2 separate regions of the Homo sapiens genome follow, and region 2 is linked to region 1. The links are chromatin contacts, found by Hi-C in ENCODE. All regions are on one chromosome and are shown on one strand. The core of a region is the stretch at or near the end of the contact, and the rest is flanking DNA. Distances in the headings are between cores, read along the strand shown. Region 1 holds the start of AS-PTPRE (lncRNA antisense to PTPRE protein-coding gene). Region 2 overlaps PTPRE (protein tyrosine phosphatase receptor type E).

Region 1 (5,353 bases), core at 856-3,355:
TGAGGCTCCTGATGAAGGGTCAGCCTCCTTTTCCCTCGCGTGGGTGTCCTCCTCCATGGCCGCTACAGCGCAGGCAGAGTGAAGAGTCCTGGGCTGGGAATCCCCTACTTCCCTCTGTCACTCTTCCCTCTTCCCCATGACAAAGCATGACAAGGGCAAGATTTGCAAGGGCAAAGGGGTGGCCCTCCACAGTCCTGTTTCAGCTCCCCCCAGAGCAGAATGAAAGCCTCCATCCTATTCCTGACCAGAAACGGTGGCTGGAGGCTGCTTCCTGTGTTTTGGGTGGCAATTAGTAAGCTGGCACTGCGGGGACCAGAGCACCTCCCAGCCTGCCCTTCCTGTGGGCTCCTGCCACCCATCTTCTGCCCCAGCTGAGCTCCCCAAGGCCTGGTACTCCCATCTAAAAATGGCAGCCCTTCCCCACAGTCCTCGCTACAATGCCTGGGAACTGCTGGGGCCAGGCCAGCAGATGACTGAGGAGCTCAGGACACAGCAGGCCCTGAGCAGGGCCGGGCAGGACACACGGCTCCCACTGAACCGGGCCTTCATGCCAGAACACGCCAGAAGCACAGCCTCCTAACTTCGCCCCACCTGTGGTAAGTGTCCCTCAGGCTCCCAGTTCTTCTTTCATTCTGGAGAGTGAGCTCACTGCCTATGGCATGGCTCCCTGCCTGTCACTCAACCCCACCCCCGCACCCAGGCTCCCCACAGCCACCACTTCTCAGCCCTGAATTTGAGCCCCTACTCCTTGCACCTGGGACAGAGCTGGCCCAGCACAGCAGATGCTAATGAGTACTTGTTACATTAGGAAACGAATCAGTTCAACTTTTCTTCTTTGTCAATGATTCAAATTCTTATAACGTACATGCATCCTTTTTTGAATTAGAAACAGCTAATTAAATATATTCGGATGACAAATCAACATTTCTTCAATATACCAACGTTTTCCAAAAGCATTTCTCTAGTCTGGATAATAAGCGCGAAATCATGTTCATTTCTAGCCTGAGCTCTGCCGCATGACACGCTCAACATCCTAAAACTCTAAGATTCATGTCTCTCATCAGGCAGGCAGAGCCATGGGGCCAGCCGGGGGCCACTCTTACTTGGGAAAAAAAGGAAACTCTTGTGTCATTGTGTTATCACAGATTAGATAACAGTGAGATGCTGGGGACACAGGGGATTTGTTTCGTGAAGAAAATGCTGTAAGCCACTGCATGTGTTTGGGTTTTTTTCTGCAGTGATAGTGGGAGGAAGGGAGGGAAGTAGGAAAAGGAAGTGGTAAGAACATCCCCAGCCCGGCAGCAGCAGCTGAAAGGAAGTGATACCGGGGCCAGATGCCTGGAACTCACCTCTTTCCTTTCTTTCAAGTTTGTTAACATGACGATGGTCGCAGACTTTTGCTCCCAGACCATTCTCCAGAAGTCGTTAACCGTTTCCTGTTTGGGACCTGTGTGTAGAGGACAATTTCGAAGTCAAAAGGCATGAAGGGAAGTCCCTTTGGGGTCCCAGCCCCGGCACCCTGGCCGTTGGCCCCTGGACAGCTGTTCACTCCCTTCTCAGGCTTGTTGGGGACACACACGTCATGCCCTGAAGCGTTCCGGAACCGGTAGGGGCTGCCTGTCCTGCCACTCACCCACTCCAGCTAGGAACTCCTCAGTGGGCAAGATAATTGGGCCCAGGTTGAGTTATGACGTTCACAGGTAAGAAGCAGGGTTCAGATGAGGGCTGGGTCTACAGCCAAGTGTGGGAGAGCTGGTGAAAGCCTTGCGAGAGGCAGAGACTGGCCAGCCTCACCCTGCATTCCCAATCCCCTCCTCTTTGTCAAAATCTTACTCTCAGCATGGTGCTGTCCAATACGATATGAGCTAAAGTCCCTCGGGAGGGGGATGTGAACAACAGACAAAGTGTCACTAGGAGAAAGTCCTCTGCCCCTATCCACTTCCTGTCTGAGCTGCGGCTATTTTGCAGTCCCGAGCTAAGTGCTACGTGCTGAGGGGGATGGGCGGGGAGATAAGGAAGCCCCTGGCCCTGCTGCTGTCCTGCCGTGGGCTAGCTCCCTGTGGGTGTCTGCTGGCAAGAGAGAAACACATGCTTTCATCTGCTTCAGCCAGGATCGTCAGGTTTCCTGAGGTTTCCAGCTGGGCACATTCCTGATGGCCTCTGCGTGTGCACATGTGTGTCCTTTTTTCTTAGAGATTCTGCATTTGTAACAACTTCCCAGGTGATTTTGATGGACGCTGACTTTCAGAGCTCATTGCCCTAAAGACTCCTGGCCTAAGAGTGAGGAAGTCTGAGGAATCTGGTTTCAGCTCCACTGATATCTAACCGCACGTACACCAGGTCCTGCAGATGACAACCTCTGGTGGAACGGAGTGATGCTGGATTCAGTACTCAACACACAAGGTAGCCCTGTGCAAGGTGAAGGGCACGTTTTCACAGCTGAAGTATATTCTTAGTTATGGCCTTGATCTGAAAAGCTATTCACCCCACTAACCCCTCGCCCAAACTTGGGGAGCCATGTAGGGCTCAGCCAGCTGAGAGAAATTCAAGGTTATCTGACGCAAGTATTAACAAGCTGGAATGGCAGCCGGGGCCATTGCGTGCCCTGTGTTCACACCATATAGGTGTGGGAATAAGTGTGTGTTTCTCTGACTACACATATCCGTTGTGTGAATGGATATCTAACGTGTCTGTTAGGTGTAAACACACACACACAAATCCAGTATAAGTCCTTGGTCTTGTTGGCATACAGAGAAGGAAATAAGAGCTATTCACGTTACCAAAAATACGTTGAGAAATTAATAAAAAGCTTACCTTGAGCTGCTATGAATTTATTCTTCTCTTTGTAACCCTAGAAAAAATAACATCAGATTTATATTTTTTCAGAATTATCTTTGCTGAAAGGATTTGTTGGTGTTGCTGTTAGGAAAGCAGTACATATTCACCATGGAAAATTTGCAAAACACAGGAAAAGGTTAAGAAGGAAAGAAAACTCACCAGCAATTCCAGAAATAACAAATCCTACTTCATACGTCCCCTCTCTAGTCTGTTTTTCTGCCAAACCTTTCCCAGACTCACCCACAAGCAGACATGCAGACATTTCTGTCCTCTAATTGGGTGAACATGTACAATTTATTTTATGTTGTATTTTTAATGGGAATTTTATAATTGATATTAAATGATCTTTTAAAGATTAATACAAATCAAGTTCTAATAGTCCACTGCACATGGTTTTACCACAATCTGTTTAACTACCCATGCTCCCTGTTCTATTTGGTCAGGAATATACATAATGCTGTAGTGAACATCCTCTGTGATCATCTCTGTCTCTTGAATTCAAATTCCCAGATGCTGATGCCAGTGTGTAAAGCACGGGCAGTTCCGTACCCTTTGTGCTTGTGGCCAAACTGCCCAGAAAGGTTGTGACAATTTACACTCCGGGCACCAGACAAGAAAGTGCTTACTGCTCATGCCCCAGCTGGGCCAGGGGAACAAGAAACCTCTGCCCACTTACATCTATGTAGGAAGCATTGATGTAGTCTGAACAGGGAATTCCATCCAGTTGGCTCAGAATCACCCTAGAATGGTCATCTGGAAAAAAAACCCAAACAAAGCCAAGATATTAGGACCAGGAATCACAGTGCTGTCTCTTCCAGAAATCACAGTGCTGTCTCTTCATCTGCAGTGTCAGCTCCTGGGAAGGGCAAAAGCAGCTTCACAGCGACACCAGGGATGGCAGAGATGTTCTTCCTCAGCGTTCCCATGGAGAACACTAGTGTCCTGAGAGAGAATGCACCTGCTTTGGTGAACACTGACTGTCTCAGCTGTGGCATGACGACAAGGGTAGGATTTCAGCATCCAGGATGGGGGCTGCTGGGTCATTACATAGCAAGAATAGCAGAATGTGCCAGGCCCCTGGCAGTGCAAGGGCTGTATTTTATGAACCCTGCACTGGGCCCAGCCCCAGTGTTGCCAAGTGTGGGTGCACTTAAAAGAGCCCCAGGACAGGAGAACTGGGTCCACTCTCCCAGGCTTCCCAGGGAAATGAGCACCAGCCCCATGAGGACAAGTGGATGTGGGGGTCTAGGATTGGGGACTCTGACCCTCAGTCCCACCACCGGAGTCTGCCCCAGAGCTGGAAGGCGAGCACAGTGAGGAGCGTCTGGTAGATCCAGCCTGTTGCACAAGCAGTTTTCCGGGGTAGAAGGCTGACCGTGGAGTGCTCTGTGTGTGGGGTGTGTGTGTAGTGAGTGTGGTGTGTGTGTATTGTGTGTGTGGTGTGTGTGGTTGTGTATGTGTGTAATGTGTGGTGTGTGTGTGGTGTGTATGGTGCATGTGTGTAGTGTGTGTGGTGTATGTGTGGTGTGCATGTGTGTAGTGTGTATGCTGTGTGAATGTGTGCATGTGGGTTTGGTGTGTATGTGTAGTGTGTGTGTGTGTGTGTGTGTAGTGTGTGGTATGTGTGTGGTGTGTATGTGTGTGGTATGTGTGTGATATGTTTGTGTGGAGTGTGTGGTGTGTGTGTGGAGTGTGTATGTGTGTGCGTTATGTGCGGTGGGTGTGTAGTGTGTGTGTTGTGTGTGTGTGTGTGCATGTAGTGTGTGTGTACACACACGTCAGGGCTCCATCATGACTTTTGTGGGTTGTAGTCACTTCTGCCTTTGCAGCTTCCTCCATAGAACTATTAAGAAGGTTATCTTAGGACTGGGTTGGTCGCCAGTGAAAAGATGCACTCCAGAATGGGTTTTGCACGTTTTGTTTGTGATTTGAAGAGAAATGAAGACATTTTCATGGGCTTCTAAAAGTGCTGTGGGCCTGGCCCTGCTCCTCCTGTAACCTTTCCCAGGAACGTCCGGCTCGGCCAGGCTGGGACCAGGCTGGTTCTGAGGACGTTTATGCTGCACTGGGCACAGAGTCTGGCATGTGGTAGAAGCTTAGGGTCTCCTTCCTGAGTCATTACTGAGTAACTCTAGGTCCTCTCCCTGCTTTCTCTGCTTAGTCTCTGATCAGGGTGGGTTGTGTTTGTGGTGTTTGTGGCGTTTGTGATGGGGAGCCGGGCAGCCCCCAGGTCATGCCTTGTTTGTCTCACCTTCACCTGGAAGGCTGCCAGGTGGGCCACGGGCTGGTGGCCTGCGACCTCCGATGGTTGAGCCAGCTCTGTCGGGCTGCCAGCAGAGAAAGGGCGGGTATAGCTCTGAGAGACAGTCACAGCCCACACAGGGTGGCCAGGGAGTCAGACCCCAAACTTACAGTCCTGCAGACCTCACTGTGAGACCCTCCTGCTCAGGGACTGGCAATGCCCAGGCAGAAATAGCTCTGCTGAACACATATAACACTAGTTGAAAATAATTTG
Region 2 (5,353 bases), core at 1,755-4,254, 140 kb after region 1:
ACTCTGCCTTGAGAAAACACAATAGACTCCTAATCTTGAAAGAAATAGTTAAGAAGTGACCATTTGTTCTCTAAAAAGATTAGCTGCTTCACAAAAGGATTAGCTATGGTCTTCTGAAAGGTATTAAGCTTACCCAGTGTATATAAAGCACAATTCCAATTAACATAACTTTTCAGGAGTATGTTAATACTGTAATACCAGGTATACTTGTAGTCAAAAATGACACTTGAGCTCAGTATAGACAGGGTAACCTTTTGTCCTTTGTGGGCTGGTGAGGTGCCCTTTACCTATCAGCTGCTGCTCCAAAGTGCTCCACCTCCCAGGGGAGGTCCTTCCTGTTCACTCACATTCCCTCCGCCAAGCAGTTAGGATTTGTCAGGGGGTGACACAGACTCCAACCATCAATCCTACCCAAGATGTTGGTCTTTAGGGTGATAGCCCCAGGGATGCTTTGGAACTGTTGCAGAGGCCACAGCTGGAAGGGCCTAGCAGGCTCAGTGGCCGTGGACCACAGGCCACATTCTTACTAAAAGCTTCCTGTGGCCTGGCCTCGACCATGGTTCAGGCTGCTAGCTTCCTGGGCTCCTCCCTGTTTTCTGAGCCTTGTTCTCCAGCTTCACTATTGATTCTGAGAACTCTGCGGTAGCCGTCTGCCAAGCTCCCTTTCTCACTAAGTTAACCAGTCAGATCCGGGATATTGCCAGGAGCCACAACTAATCCACCCGGGGTCAGAAAAGAATGAGGATCCCTCACCCATACATACTGTTTGGAAAGAGCCAGCCATTCTTTCCTGAAGGAATAAGGCTAAATCAGGTGACAAATAGGATGTCAAAGAAACAGCAGAATACAGCTTCCCAGGCTAGGTCCTAAAGACACTGTAACGTCTTTCTTGCTTTCTCCTGGATCACTCTCTCTGGGTGAAGCCAGCTCCCAGATCATCAGGACACATAGTCCTGTGGATAGGTCCATCTGGCAAGGACTGAAGGCCTCCTGTCCATGGCCAACATCCTCCAGCCATGGAAGTGGATCTTCCAGCCCAAGCCAAGCCCTCAGGTGTGCTGGCTTCAGGCAGGTAAGATGGGGCAAAATTGCCAACCTTGCTCTAGAGCTCAGAAAACAGAAGACTGTGCTGAAGATTGAGTTAGCATAGTTCATAGGAACAGCCTCTGCAGTACCTGGGAATGTGCATTTCCAAGTATCCCAGGGAGCTCCACATGCCTCTGCTTAAAATAGAGCTGGTACCAATGTCTGAGGTTTTCTTGCTTTGCTTATTCATTACAATGTCCGCTTTCTAGAAAGCTCAGCTACTTCAATGCTCCATAACTTCTAGATTTTAAAATTATACATTATTGAGACTTTGCAGAAAAGATACAAATGCCAAGTTATATGGGTCAATTTTTCTGTATTCTGCAGCCCAGTGGGACCTTATTGAACATTAAACTGGGTTATCTCAGTTAATCTTGTAAGTTTTTATTATTGGGTCATCAGATATTCCTTGAGTACAGTGAGGGAAGTTGGGCGGAGGGGAACACATTGACTGTTACCTGATGGTAAAAATCCTGCTGACAATCCCATGTCTGCCTGATCTTGTGGTCTTAAAACAGCTCACCTGGCCAGATGCAGTGGCTCATGCCTGTGGTCCTAGCACTTTGGGAGGCCGAGGTGTAGGCGTAGGATCTTGAGATCAGGAATTTGAGATCAGCCTGGCCAACATGGCAAAACCCTGTCTCTACTAAAAATACAAAAATTAGCCAGGCACGGTGGTGGGCGCCTGTAGTCCCAGCTACTCGAGAGGCTGAGGCACAAGAATCACTTGAATCCGGGAGGCGAAGGTTGCAATGAGCCGAGATCGCACCATTGCACTCCAGCCTGGGTGACAGAGGGAGACTCTGTTTCAAAACAACAACAACAACAAACAAGCTCACCCACCTTCGCTTGCCCTCCCTGCTGAAAACAGTCATGCCTGTCACCCTGTAACTTGTCCCTATTTCGAGCACAAACTCTTTCTCTACAAAAAAGCTTAAGAGTTTGTTCTCTTGTGTTCCTTTCACTTGTTCACTCAGTTTCCCAGAGACATCTTCTGCCATGCACCACGGTTAAGTTTATTTGTATGCATCTTGACACAGTATTTAAACCTCCACCAAATGTACCCTGGACTCATCATGGATATTTTCCAGCTTAAGCCTTCTGTGGGAACATCACTCCCTAAAACCCAGACCAGACATGGAAAAGTAGCACTCCCAGCTCTCCCTGGATCTGTTCTGATCCCTCAGGGGTCTCAGCTTCCACCAACCAGACATCAGGCAGTGGGAAATGAATGCAAGATCCTGACAGAGATACCCGGAAGTAAACTGCATGTGGTTTGAATCCTGTGTTAAAGGAAGATTGTGTCTCCACACTGGGCTGGATGATATCTTGATAGAGTTTCTGTCAAAACAGAAGCTCTCCTTGGAGCCTTTAAAAATAATTCAAAACTTTGGGAGGCTGAGGCAGGTGGATCACGAGGTCAGGAGTTCGAGACCAGCCTGACCAACGTGGTGAAACCCAGTCCTTACTAAAAATACAAAAATTAGCCAAGCATGGTGGCGGGCGCCTGTAATCCCAGCTACTCAGGAGGCTGAGGCGGGAGAATCACTTGAACCTGGGAGGCAGAGGTTGCGGTGAGCCGAGTTCGTGCCACTGCACTTCAGCCTGGGCAACAGAGCAAAATTCCGTCTCAAAAAAAAAAAAAAAAAAAAAAATTCAAACTGGTTTTCACATCAGGATCAAAACAGGCAAGCGATTCCATTATGAGGTTCTTCCCAGACTTGTAGCACTCGCTCTGGATAGCCAAGACTCCTGGGGCCAGGTCAGGGTGTCCCCACACTCTGTCTGCTTCTGGGAAGCCTGCCCCACCCCTCACCTGATAAGGTGATTGGATTATCTCTTTGAAATTGGGCAACAACAGGGAGAAAACACTGGACATTTCTTGGACTTGCTTTGCTATTACTCATGTCAAAAGAATGGCACGCCAGCCGCTATGCCGGGCTGAGCACCAGCTCTCCAGGCCTCTGCCTGGGACAGGAGTGCAGGCTGGGAATGCCGCCAGACGCTCAAGTTAGCCACAGCTGCCCACAGAGCTGCCACTGTTGCCACTAAGGGCTGGGTCTGGGGTCAGAGCAGTCCCTCCACCAATGCTGAGGTCACTAGCTGAAGGCCTGAGGGAGGCCGAGCTTGGCTGGGTCTGGGGTTCTGGAAGACGAGGTCCTAAGAGATGAAGCTGAGGATGGGAAAAGCCAGAGAGGGCAGAGGGGGAGGGAAGATGGGAGCAGGGAGGGAGCCAGAGAAAGGAACCTGGGCAGAAATGGCCCGACAGAAGCCGCTGTGCCTGGGGCTCTCAGCCCACCCACCTTGGTATAGAGTTCAGTCCCCTTTCTATGTTGTGGCTGGGAACAGAGTGGCAGGAACACACATCTCTTACGGGTTCAGTGGAACTCTTTAGAAGAAGGCCTAGCAAAAGTGGTATCATGTGTGGCAGATGGGGTTCTGTGGAGCAGAGAGCTGGGCAACCACTTTGTCCTAAGTGCCCACTTGGATGACAGGCCCCTAATGAATACACATGGCCCCGGCCCACCTGGAAGAGAAGAGCACAGCTCCTGGCATGAGGCCTTCTCAATCCCACACGGACAACACAAGGACCTCAGAGCGGCCCTCGATGGCCCCCTGGCCCCCTTGCCCCACGGAGTCTCCAGAGCAGGGCTGAGCTCCGCACAGACAGCCCCTTACGGGACTGCCTCCCACAGGACCCCCAGATTCAGGTTAGGTGTCCGGCGGCAAAGAATGCAAGGGCACCTATGGGTTTTGTTCACCATTGGAGTCTCAGCACCAGAAGGCCTTCCATTCACATGTGTTAAATGAACTTGAGACAGTGAATGAATGAATGGAACTGTGTAAATGACCATGTGTGGTGGCTCCTGTGGCTTCAGGGCTGCTGGGAGTGATCTCTGTCAGCTCAGCTGCCTGACATCCCAACATCAGCAACTTGTTTATTTAGTTAGCCTTTCTCCAGTAGCCTTCTTTCAAAAAGCAGCTCTTAAAATTGGACTTCATGAATTCACTAACAACTTGTCATGGATTAGTCTATTCCATTGCTTTCCTTTAGCAATTTCCTCCAGCAGTTTCACTTCCTGCAAGAGCAAAGTTCCTGCCCAGCACAGGGCTTCAGACTCAGCATCGATGCCTGCCTTCCACCGGCACCCTGAGCCACAGCACCCTGTCCATTCCTCCTGGACTCCCCTCCTGCCCTCTGCATTGAAGAAAGTCCTGACCTCATTCTGGGACCCTACAGAAGACCCTGGCATTCTCCACCCTGGCCACACTTGGAATTTCCTGGGGGAGCTTTGTAAAAAATGCAGCTGCCCTGGCCTCACTGTAGAACTTGGAGCCAATCATGAGAGCAGGGTCCAAGCAGGAGGCTCTCGGGAACCTCCCCTGTGACTCTGAGGCACAGCCCTGCTGGGCAACAGCTCAGTGAGCCTCTCCTGGCCCCCAGCTCTGTGCCCCCAGCCCAGTCCCTATAGACGTCCACATCCCTGGCATCACCTCCCCCAGTTCAAGATGGAGCTCACGTCCCTCCTGTGATTCTAAAGCCCTTCCCAGGCAGGTCCAGGTGTCTACCCCGGCCTTCCATCTGACTGCTCCCTGAGTGAGCCTGGAGGCCACAGGACGCCTCTTCCCACCCCATCCCCAGCAGCCGTGTGGCCCCTGCTTCCACACATAGGCATCACTCCTCCGTCTTGGGGATTATTGGTCTCAATCCCTTTTCAAATCCCTGCCCTGCTGCTACCCTATCTGGGCCTCCAGTTCCTTCTGTCAAAAATGCACTAATTGCTGCCCTCACCTGGTTTTGCAGCTGTGAGCACTGACCGAGTTAACATGTCCAAGTGCTTAGAGCAGGATCTGGCTGGCACTCAGCAAGTGCACCCTCAACACCAGTGATCGCTGGTATTATCGTAACGAGTATTTCATTTATTGCCCTGGACCCCCACTGAAAATAGGACACTTGCCAAAGGAGCTGTGTTTCCACCTCTGGCCCCTGGGAAGACAGAGGGCCCAAGCCTGGATTATCAGAACAGGGCAAGCCCCAGACACCGAGGAAGCTTTGAGGTTGGGCCAGTTATCCAAGCCTGGCTCGTCAGAGCCAAGGAGACTCATGTCTGGGTTGATCTGTAGGGAAACGCCCTCTCCTTACACAGGGAAGACAGAATGTGAGTTTGCTGGAGGCCCCACAGGACTGAGTCTGTCAGAGCACATATGAGAGAGAGCCAGGGCCTTGGTGGCAACATCTGGCCATGTGGATCCAGTTGTACCTGAG

What was found. Hi-C counts contacts between places; a loop is a spot of excess contacts on that map. Pooled maps may share reads with other maps.
Region 2: a loop to region 1 is called in a map of aorta, with 2.6 times the contacts of the local background. The contact joins the enhancer-like site here to the promoter of AS-PTPRE in region 1. A Hi-C loop is called at or near these places in 6 of 168 maps with a recorded cell type or tissue (HAP-1, Jurkat, aorta and 3 more), 1 of 37 single-sample maps with no recorded cell type and 5 of 50 pooled maps.

The regions. Positions count from the first base shown.
Region 1 is chr10:128,059,177-128,064,529 of GRCh38, reverse strand. It overlaps AS-PTPRE (lncRNA antisense to PTPRE protein-coding gene), which reads left to right and starts at 2,105. Exons shown (of 3, transcript NR_136150.1): 1 at 2,105-2,403; 2 at 3,686-3,843. It overlaps PTPRE (protein tyrosine phosphatase receptor type E), which reads right to left. Exons shown (of 21, transcript NM_006504.6): 8 at 3,515-3,591; 9 at 2,815-2,851; 10 at 1,350-1,447. RefSeq lists enhancers at 424-1,022, 1,362-1,571, 1,982-2,031, 1,363-2,562.
Region 2 is chr10:127,920,787-127,926,139 of GRCh38, reverse strand. The region is part of intron 1 of PTPRE (protein tyrosine phosphatase receptor type E); the gene reads right to left. Among named protein-coding and RNA genes, the nearest start is that of PTPRE-AS1, 11 kb to the left of the region's middle. Within about 2 kb of position 3,004, at least 20 of the 41 ENCODE cell types and tissues checked have a DNase peak (open chromatin) inside an H3K27ac peak, as active enhancers do; they include ascending aorta and tibial artery, where a contact is called at or near this core.